Regions from separate parts of the Homo sapiens genome. Here all the other regions are linked to region 1. Evidence: chromatin contacts called from ENCODE Hi-C or POLR2A ChIA-PET data. All regions are on one chromosome and are shown on one strand. Each heading gives the region's core, a stretch centred on a gene start or an enhancer-like site at or near the end of the contact. The rest is flanking DNA. Distances are from core to core; before and after follow the strand shown. Region 1 overlaps VWA8 (von Willebrand factor A domain containing 8). Region 2 holds the start of ELF1 (E74 like ETS transcription factor 1). Region 3 overlaps ELF1 (E74 like ETS transcription factor 1).

The links. A loop is a pair of places that touch in the nucleus more often than their neighbours do. ChIA-PET counts read pairs that join two places held with the same protein, here RNA polymerase II (POLR2A). Pooled maps may share reads with other maps.
Region 2: a loop to region 1 is called in a map of naive thymus-derived CD4-positive, alpha-beta T cell, with 6 times the contacts of the local background. The contact joins the promoter of ELF1 here to the enhancer-like site in region 1. A Hi-C loop is called at or near these places in 1 of 168 maps with a recorded cell type or tissue (naive thymus-derived CD4-positive, alpha-beta T cell) and 6 of 50 pooled maps. POLR2A ChIA-PET finds 5 or more read pairs at or near these places in 1 of 52 experiments (GM12878).
Region 3: a map with no recorded cell type shows a loop between it and region 1 (5-fold over the local background). The contact joins two enhancer-like sites. A Hi-C loop is called at or near these places in 2 of 37 single-sample maps with no recorded cell type and 8 of 50 pooled maps.

What each region holds. Positions count from the first base shown.
Region 1 is chr13:41,915,163-41,918,429 of GRCh38, reverse strand. All of the region lies in intron 2 of VWA8 (von Willebrand factor A domain containing 8), which reads left to right. Among named protein-coding and RNA genes, the nearest start is that of VWA8, 44 kb to the left of the region's middle. RefSeq lists enhancers at 426-545, 1,655-1,734. Within about 2 kb of position 1,674, at least 6 of the 41 ENCODE cell types and tissues checked have a DNase peak (open chromatin) inside an H3K27ac peak, as active enhancers do; they include GM12878, where a contact is called at or near this core.
Region 2 is chr13:41,017,611-41,020,833 of GRCh38, reverse strand. It overlaps ELF1 (E74 like ETS transcription factor 1), which reads left to right and starts at 1,518. Exons shown (of 9, transcript NM_172373.4): 1 at 1,518-1,606. RefSeq lists an enhancer at 1,524-1,633.
Region 3 is chr13:40,984,439-40,987,516 of GRCh38, reverse strand. All of the region lies in intron 1 of ELF1 (E74 like ETS transcription factor 1), which reads left to right. Among named protein-coding and RNA genes, the nearest start is that of ELF1, 33 kb to the left of the region's middle. RefSeq lists enhancers at 2,356-2,635, 3,055-3,078. Within about 2 kb of position 1,381, at least 4 of the 41 ENCODE cell types and tissues checked have a DNase peak (open chromatin) inside an H3K27ac peak, as active enhancers do.

The DNA of each region.
Region 1 (3,267 bases), core at 425-2,924:
GTGAACAACATGACACTTAGTCATTGAATATGGATATGTATAATTATTTCATACATATTGATGAATTTTTCCAATTTTAAGAAAAGCTGAATATCTTCTCTGTGCTGAGCACTGTGCTGGCCAGTGCTGTAGATTTAGTTTTGATAACAGCTATATTGGATCATAGAAACATCAGCCCACTTTATAAATGATTGGCTTTATATAAGCTACGTAAGCTGATGTTTTATATATGTATTTTTCTTTTGATGTCTTCAAAGAACCTTATTTTATTCATCTTTGTATTCTTGGTGCTGAGCATATAGTAGGTCCTTAATAAATATAGCTGTGTGAATAAATTAATTTTTTAGTTCAGTTAGTTCGTGTTGTAAATAATGAGGACTTTGGTGCTAAATATTTTCACCCTTCATGTCCATTATATCTAACTACAGAATGTTACATGGTAAATAGGGGAAAGTTTAGCAGATGAGCACGTAGTTGCAGTGAGGAGGTTAGTCATGCTTCCTTTGAAATCTTGTGTTGTGATGTGGTAGAAAAATCAAATTCAGGGGCATGTTATGGGCCTAGATGTAGATTCTTTCTGAGCTATTTTGTGGGGTGATGAAATGGTAATGAAATGTCAAGTGAAAGTACTCTAACATAGGCTTTACCAGTGAGGATGTAGTAAGTACTGGGTTCCTTTCTCCCTTATTCTTCAGATTTGCCTCTAGGCCCAGCAGGTAATTTGAGTGTAAACTCAGGAGCCTATTCATATCCACCAAATCCACACTATACAGCCTGGTGTCCAGGGTACACAGCAGAGATAGGAGTTTGCAGGTGAGGATGAGACTTGAATAATTCTCCCGTACCTGGTTCTCATTGGCTGAGGGACTGGGCATGGTGCTTTACCTATAATCCTCACAAACCATACTCAATAAGTATTATTATCTTTATTTTGAAAATAAGGAAACTACAAATCTGCGTGTTCTGCACATGTATCTCAGAACTTAAAGTATAATTTAAAAAATTTAAAAAAGAAAATAAGGAAACAGACCTGAAAGAGTCAAAATGCTTGTCTAAGGACATGGATAAAAGACAGGATGAAAAATCACAGTAGGTCTGTCTGGCTTCAAAGACTTTTTTTTTTCCTCCATTATATTATGCTGCTTTTTGGGATACTAAGAAAACATCAACAGTTTTGAAGGATTTATTATAATAGAATCTGACCTATGCTTAATTTTCTAGAATTTTAATTTTAACTTTTATATGTATGAAAATTTGAGTTCATGAAGGGAGAAAATTATAATTTAGATAACTATGATAAAATTACTTTAAAGCCTTTGAATATGGCTGGGCAAAAAATAGTACATATTTTTTGAAAACAAATATTGGTTAGGAATTGAATCAGGGATTTAGGCCAGTATGAACTACATGTTTTTATCTTTACATAGAAAAGGAATCTTAGAATATAGGATCAAGCTCTTTGGGATTATTTTGACATCGGTTTATTATTATGTGGACTCCTGGAAGGTAGCATTTTGTGCCTGAAAACATTGAAGTTGGGGATTTCTCTCGTGTACTGTGCTATGTTTATATTAGGTTATGCATGGCAGTTTGGCACTTTGTTTTGCAGATGTTCGTAATGTACAGTCTTGAATCTTGTTTCTATTTCTGGCGTGCTTTTAAGTATGACTCATGTTTTCTTGAGGCCATTCTAAAAATACAGCTAGTTTCAAGCATTAATGTAAAATATACCACAGATACCACATAGCACTGCATGATGCTTTCTTTCAGTAGTTTAGTGCAATTTCCTGACAAATTAAATATAGACATGCTTTTTGGTAAAATACGCTATACTAAAACATGAATAAGTGAAAGTTGGATTTTCTTTGAGAAGTAGATCCTCTGATAACATAATATTCATTACAAAATAACTTTGAAATTTTAATAAAAGGAATAAAACATACCATTGATACCACCAAAAAGAAGTAGAACTAATGGCTGGAACAGCAAGTCTGCTAAATTTGATGTAGCCCTGAGAGGTCCACACTTGTAGGGAAAGTCTTGCACCTGAAGCTGGACACCTGTTGAAAAGCTTTTGGAGGGACTGTAGAACATAATGACTGAAATACAAGTTTTGGACTTAAACAACTTAGGTATAAATCTTGGTTTATGGACTTAGCAGCTATAGACAAATGATACTACATTTCCAATTTTGATTTTCTTATTGTAAAATGGGAGTAATGAGTATTTAACAAACACAGCATTTACTGTTATTAGACACTGTTCTAAGTGCTTAATATAATCCTCATAACAACTTTATAAGTAAGTACAATTGTATCTATTATACAGATGAGGAAACTGAGCAGAGAGGTTAAATAACTTGATTAAGGTTACATAGCTAGTAAATAGTAGAGTTGGAATTTGAACCCAGCCAATCTGTCTTGAATCTGTGTCTTTATACAATAGGTCTGCTGCTTTCTAGAATTGTTATGAGATCCTATGTGAAAAATCGTTTGTATGTTTACCTGGTACCTGATAGGAATGCAATAAATTATAGCCATTATTAGTATTGTTATTGAGGGAGAATAAAAGCAGGGAAAATGTATTTTCTTTGTGAAGGTATGCCATAGACTACAAGGCCAGCCATGGGATTCAGAAGTAGCTTATATGTATTAAGAAACTTATGTAAAATTGGAATGTGATGATGAGAGCCTTAGATATCCTGACAACTCCTACAGACTTACTCTAAAGGTAGAACTTATTCTCTACTGATTTCCTCGCTAAAAGTTTTATCTTTCAGAAGGTAAAGGAAATAGAGAGAAACTCTTTCTCTGGGCTTAATTGTGACAAACTCATTAGTGGTGTGCAGGCAACAGAGGCCTTGAGAAAAAATAATGACTACACAATATTTCTCAACTATGGTGCCATTGACATACTGGGCAGGATGAGACCATCTTGGTCATTGCATTTACCATCACAAAATATCAGTGGTGTACCAAATTATTTCTCATTTCCCAAAGCTTTACAACAACCCAAAGTACTCCCAGACATTTTCCAAATGCCTCCTGGCAGGCCTAGAATGGTAGCAGTATGGTCACCAGTTGAGAACCACTGCTGAGTGCTAAGAATAAAGGAAGGACTGAGACTAGTCAGATGTGCCTTAAGGCAGTGTTTCTCAGTACATGTGCATCATGCTGAAGTGGAAGACACTCCCAGGAGCATAAACATGATTATACATAATTCCCAGGGCTCTAGCTTTAAATAACTCCATGCTTTTCTCTTCTACTT
Region 2 (3,223 bases), core at 269-2,768, 900 kb after region 1:
TAAAATAAATTTCAGATATGGAAAATTACCTGGGGGGAACTTTCCAGGGAACAAGTGAATCTCCCGTGACTGCTCAGCGGACCTTGTTTCTTGGTGCATGGGCTCTGAATAGTCATTTTGTGTAAGTGAACTAAAGTAAGCTAAATATGACATTTGACAGGAGAAAACATGGTCTATATTTCTTTTTAATAAATTTTTAATTAACAGTTTGTAAAACCATGGAGATTATTTTTCAGTAAAAGGATAAACCAAGCAATCTTCAGTGTAAGGAATAAATAGACAGCAGGCAGAAAGTTGGTTCACAATCATTGCTGTTTTGCAGCATTTTGTAAAGTTCCTAAGTCAGTGACAGCTTGTGCTCTCAACTATGCCTCTGGTAAGCCAGAATAAACTCCCAACTAATTAACTAAAGGGAGAAAACCTTGCTAAATCCTATTTACTTTTTGTAAGATACCAGGACGAAGGCTATCTATTGAGTTGCATTTATCATTTCAAGCGCTTTGGAAGTACTTAGTGCTTTCAAGCCATTTTGATTAATTTAAGCTCTTAGAATAAATTAATAAGTATTCACCCAGAGGCCAGAATAAGTAGGTGTAGTAATATTTCAGTGGCTTGGGCACTTTGTCAGATGTATTCTGACTTGGAAGGCAGAGCTTCACTGGCCACAGTTGTCCCCTTAGGTTGGCCTTGCCACAATTGCAGTGGAGCTGTAGCAGGGTGCCTGGCACAAGAGGCTTGAAATACATGTAGAAAATTTTGCTTGAAAGGTAAGTCAAACTGTAGCTATCATTTGGAAGTAGTAGAGTTATGAACTATGATCGTACCAATACTTTTTTAAAAGGGTTTTATCAAGCTTGCAGTTTATTTAAAATCATTTTGCTTTGTTGGACTTTAAATTCCTAACATTGGAGTGTGGGTTTTTAAAAATTCTGTAAACCAGTTTAATTCACACTTATTTTTCCACTGAACTTTGAATTTTCTAGTGGATTTTATCTGTTTAGTGAACTTACAGATCTGCATCTGGCTTTGTAGTTTGCTAGCCTTTCCAGACTACATAGCAATATATCTCTTTCATATGAGGGTTAATGAGTAGCCAGATTACACTCACCAGTCCATTGTTACATTAAGAGCCACAGAGTTTGCTATCTCCCTTCCATCCCCTTTCATACTTTTTTCCTTTCACAGTTTTATTTGATATAGTAAAGCAACTTTTAAAAATTGAGATTTTTATATTTTAAAACAATATATAGTTTTTAATTTTGCTCCCTTGTAGGTTCTTACTCTATTTTATTGTTAGTTTTAAATTATGGCAATTAATATGAGCTTAGTAATGGTCTAATCAAGGTAGATCTTGCTCCTTGCCTCTTCATCCCCACTTTCCTATACCGTTTTTACCTGCAGATTTGCATGTTTGACCTAGCAGAATAATTGGGTCCACAGCAACATGGGCGTGCCTCCCTTAGAAACACTTGGTTTCATGTATGACTCATAAGCTGAAGCACAGACACCACTTCCCCAATCTACAGGAGCCATTTTAACAGCTAAAACTTGTCGGATTGCTTTTTATTTTCAAGCTCAAAAGACGATAGAGAAAGAATACTTGAAGGTAACTTGTTACAATTTTGTATGTTTGCTTCTGGCTTTTTCTTGAGCTGATAAACAGAGGGTGGTTCTTACCTGTTGAAGAACATGGCTGAATGTGTTCTTTAACCCTCTGATAAAATGTGTGTGGTCAGTCACATGCCTGATTGAACTTAATTGCTAGGGGGAAACAAAGCACTGAAATTCTGGAAAGTTTTAGATCTTCTTGCTAAAGCATTTTGTATGTCTTTGTGATTTTTTTTCTATGTAATTTAAGAATAAAAGAGGTTTTTTGTTTGTTTATTTGTTTTTAAGTACCACAAAGCAAACTAAGGTCAAATTTTAATTTAAAAAACCTAATTGTATTTTTTGGGGTAGTTGAAGTTACAGTTAAGTAAACCGTATTATTCCTGTGTGATATAGATGTTAAATATCCAGGGGCAGTGGCTTTGTTTTGGCATTTTAGCTAAGGGTGAAGTTTTGGGACAACTCAGCCATAGGTGTTGCTCATTGACTGTTATTTATTTATTTTTTTCTCCCTCTCTGTTTTTTAAAGTTAATGAAATTATATTAAATGTTTCATTTTGGAAACCCAATGGAAATTTAAATGAATTGTTATTTAGATAATAAGTAAAAATGAATATTAGATTATTTAGATAACAAGTAAAAGTGAATATTAAATAGAGGAAGAAAGACTAGAATGATTCATTTACTATTAGAAAAAAATGAAGTTTTATAATTCACACTGAAAACTTGTTCTGAGTAACAACCTTAGAAGTAAAGCTGTCTTCTAAGGAAACGTAGTTATTTCAATTTTGTGTAAAAAGAAAAAGTGATGAGTATTGGCCTTCCTTTTGTATTACTGTTCTTAAAATTTGCCTGCCTTGAATTAAAAACCTTCTGTAAATGAAAAGATTGCTCAGTCTTTTCCTGAAGTACTTGTCATTGTAGTTATGAGATTTTGGCTGGCAAGTATACATCCTACTGTGCCTTAAAGTTCTAGGTGCTCTGTAAAGATGAGTGCAGTAGTATTTTATTTCTGAAACATATTTATGAAGATAAAATTGGAATATGCAGTGATTCCAAAAAATAAAGTTTTTGGATATAAAACTTGCCAAATCATTTCTTGTTGACCAAAATGATATTTAGCTAGTTCTTTGAGAATTTGCTATGCACTTACTAAGTGCTTGAAGGCCTGTCAGATTAAAGGGAAGAGACAAAGGCAATCAGTTATTATTTCTTACTCTTTTGTAAGGATTGTTGATATTAACAGATCTCAATTTTGCGGTCTTACAAGAAAGACACAGCGGACATTTTACCAATTCAGCTGAGCCATTTGCTATCATCTTTGTTTGCATATTGCTGGTTTAGTCAGCCTTTGAGTAAGCAAAAGCTGTATTTACTTCTAGTCTGGTCTGTGTGAAAAATCTAATGAAGACTTTTCTATTTTTTTTTTTAACTTTTTTAAGGTGGTGATCCATAAGAGAAAAATCAAGAGGCACACAAATAAGCGGCATAATTAAGATCTTATTTATTAAAGAGAAGTAGAGGAATTTGGTTTCTTAAATTTAAGAAGCTGGTACAGTTAAAGTAGTATAGATATTGTTTATGTATTTTCTTACGTGATAGAGACTGAAGTGGA
Region 3 (3,078 bases), core at 132-2,631, 930 kb after region 1:
CCTCCTGGGTTCAAGCAATTCTCCTGCCTCAGTCTCCCAAGTAGCTGGGATTACAGGCACTCACCACCATGCCCAGCTAATTTTTTTTTTGTGTTTTTGGTAGGGACGGGGTTTCACCATGTTGGTCAGGCTGGTCTCGAACTCCTGACCTCAGGTAATCTACCCGCCTCGGCCTCCCAAAGTGCTGGGATACAGGCGTGAGCCACGGCACCGGACTATTTATTAATTTTCACCATAAACAGTTGGTACCATAGTAACTTAAAAGGAGAGCAGTGATTTTCGGCCGGGTGCTGTGGCTCACGCCTGTAATCCCAGCATTTTGGGAGGCCGAGGCGGGTGGATCACAAGGTCAGGAGATCGAGACCATCCTGGCTAACACGGTGAAAGCCCGTCTCTACTAAAAAATACAAAAAATTAGCCGGGCGTGGTGGCGGGCGCCTGTAGTCCCAGCTACTCAGGAGGCTGAGGCAGGAGAATGGCGTGAACCCGGGAGGCGGAGCTTGCAATGAGCCGAGATGGCGCCACTGCACTCCAGCCTGGGCGACAGTGAGACTCCCACTCAAAAAAAAAAAAAAAAAAGAGCAATGATTTTCTAAAAATATATTTATGAATTCGTGGGTTTAATATCCTTGTGTCTAAAAACCTTTCTGAAGGAATCTTAAATTTACATTCAATCAGTGATCAATTTTGACTATCATATTTTTTTTAGTACCTGAAATCTTCTATAATAAATTAAACAAGTAGCCATTTGAAGTGGTTGTAGTAGCTAGTAGTGTGGCTGAGGGTTTTGTGTTTACCATCAGTGAAGTCATTTTGTTTGGAATGAGGCATAATGGGACTCTGTGTTAGGGAAGCTTGCCAGAGTGAAGTCCTCGCCTTGAAGCAGCAGGATTTGTTAAAAAGACGCCAAACCTTGAAGCACTGGAATAGAATTACAGTTTTGTTGACAATGGGCTATAATGTTCTTTTTCTGGAGTCTAGCAAATAGCTATGGTAATAGAGACTTCCAGGGAGTACAGAAATGACCCTTAAGGAATTATTAGTTACCTAGCATGCACCTGTTACATATTTCTTGCATATACTTACAGCGCTAAAGAAGCTAATGTTAATTCAGTGCATGTTATGTGCCAAGTATTCTGCACATGCATTTTTGCATCTACACAACAGCTCTAGGTTTTGGTATTACTTTACCCGTTTTACAGAAGGAAGAGACTTGAGACTGACACCTATTTTATGGAAAGAGGGGACTGAGACACCAAGCAAGTAACTTGTCCAGTCTTCTGTCACACTGCAGAAGATTGGCACCCAATCGGTCTGACTCCAGAGCCTGTTCTCTGAACTGCTTTGTGTTACTATTTTACTTTAACTCCAAAGCTTATTTTGGGGATGACAGGTTAGGAACCTTGTTGCTAAGTATTCCTGTGGCATGTCTCCTTGGAGAATAAGAATATGGTCCTCACCCAATTAAGAGACATCTGAGCCAGCCTAAGATTTTTTTATTATCTGGTAGATGTCTGCCTGGATGCCCTCTGAAAACTGTGCAAATAAGTTGACCGCTTATGTCTGTGTGATGAAGAAGTAGTTTCACTTATGTTTTTCCTTGTTACTTTATAAAGACTGACACTTTGAAAAAAACATGTTTGAGAACTATTAATACAGCAGAGTGCTTCCTGACTATAATAGATAATTAAGGATGGGTAAATTTAAACAAGTTTTAAATTTACTGAGGACCTTTCAATTTGTTAGGTTAGAACAGAAGCCTTTTTTCTAATCCGAGTGCCCATATTTTTTTTCCATCTAAGACCGTATTTGAGGAATTAGATGATGCATTTAGTTTTGGACATGTTTTTTACACACTGACTTCAAGGGGCACTGATGTAGACTTGTCTTATAGTTTAGTGACTGGATTTGGAGCTCAGAAGCTGAACCTAGAGATGGAGATTTTAAAAATTTTTTACATATGCGTTTACTTAATCTGTGTTATAAACTGTTATAGCAGAAAGGACTTTGGTGGATTTTAGAGGCCCAGCTGTATATTACAGTTTTAGAGAGAGTCCTGATTTAGGAAACAAGAATTCTAGTTTTAGTTCTGTTTTGCTTGTAGACCGTGAGAACTTGACCACCCCAATTTACTAATTAAAAATGGAATCATTGATTTAGATCTTCAGTCTTGTCTGTTACTGAAAAAATTGTAAGATACCTGGGCTTTGTAATCAAAGATTATAAGAATCTTTGATATCTACAGGTGCTCCCTCTGGATCAGGTATCAGAAAATGTATTCTCAAGAATCACCTTGATGCAGAAGAGTATATAAGTACACAGGGGAGAGGAAGAGGAGCAGGAAAGATGACAGAGAATCAAAGACATGATTGAGCCAGTAAAATGCTTTTCTTTGCTTACACATTTTCAGTTTGTGGACTTCTCTATAGAAATAAGCAAAAGCTACATGCCAGAGCAAAAGTGTCTTTTTCTGCTGCAATAAGTGGCTTAGTGATTGTGGGGAGCCATTTCAGTTTTGATTTATTACTGTTAGTTGTTAGTATGTATAAGGTGTGGGTATGTTGGTTGCTTATCCTGATTTTTTAGATTTCTGAAAGACAACTGTTAAAGCACAGTAGCAGTGTGGAAGTGCTGGTACGAAAAGGTACATGACAGCAGTGGAAAAGAAAGTGAAACTTAAATTTACCTAGACGTATTCACACTGGCCATTGGCACAATGTCATTTTGCATTTATGAACAAATGGGTTTTGAAATAGCCTTCTGGAACCTAATCTTTTACAGAGAAACTTCTGTATCAGCAAACATCCCTTGATTCTGGTTATGTTTTCTTACTCTCGTTTTTCAAGCTTGTGATAATAGTTTCCTCTTTATCAGAAGTATATCAGTTATTCTTTTTTAAATAAAGGATATTTGTAGAAATAGCTTAAATATCTAATGATATTTATTTATTGAACACAGAGTCTCATTCTGTAATGCAAGCTGGAGTACAGTGGCAATCATGGCTCACTACGGCCTTGAACTCCTGGGCTCAAGTGATCCTCCTGCCTCAGCCTCCTGAGTAGCTAGGATCACAAATGC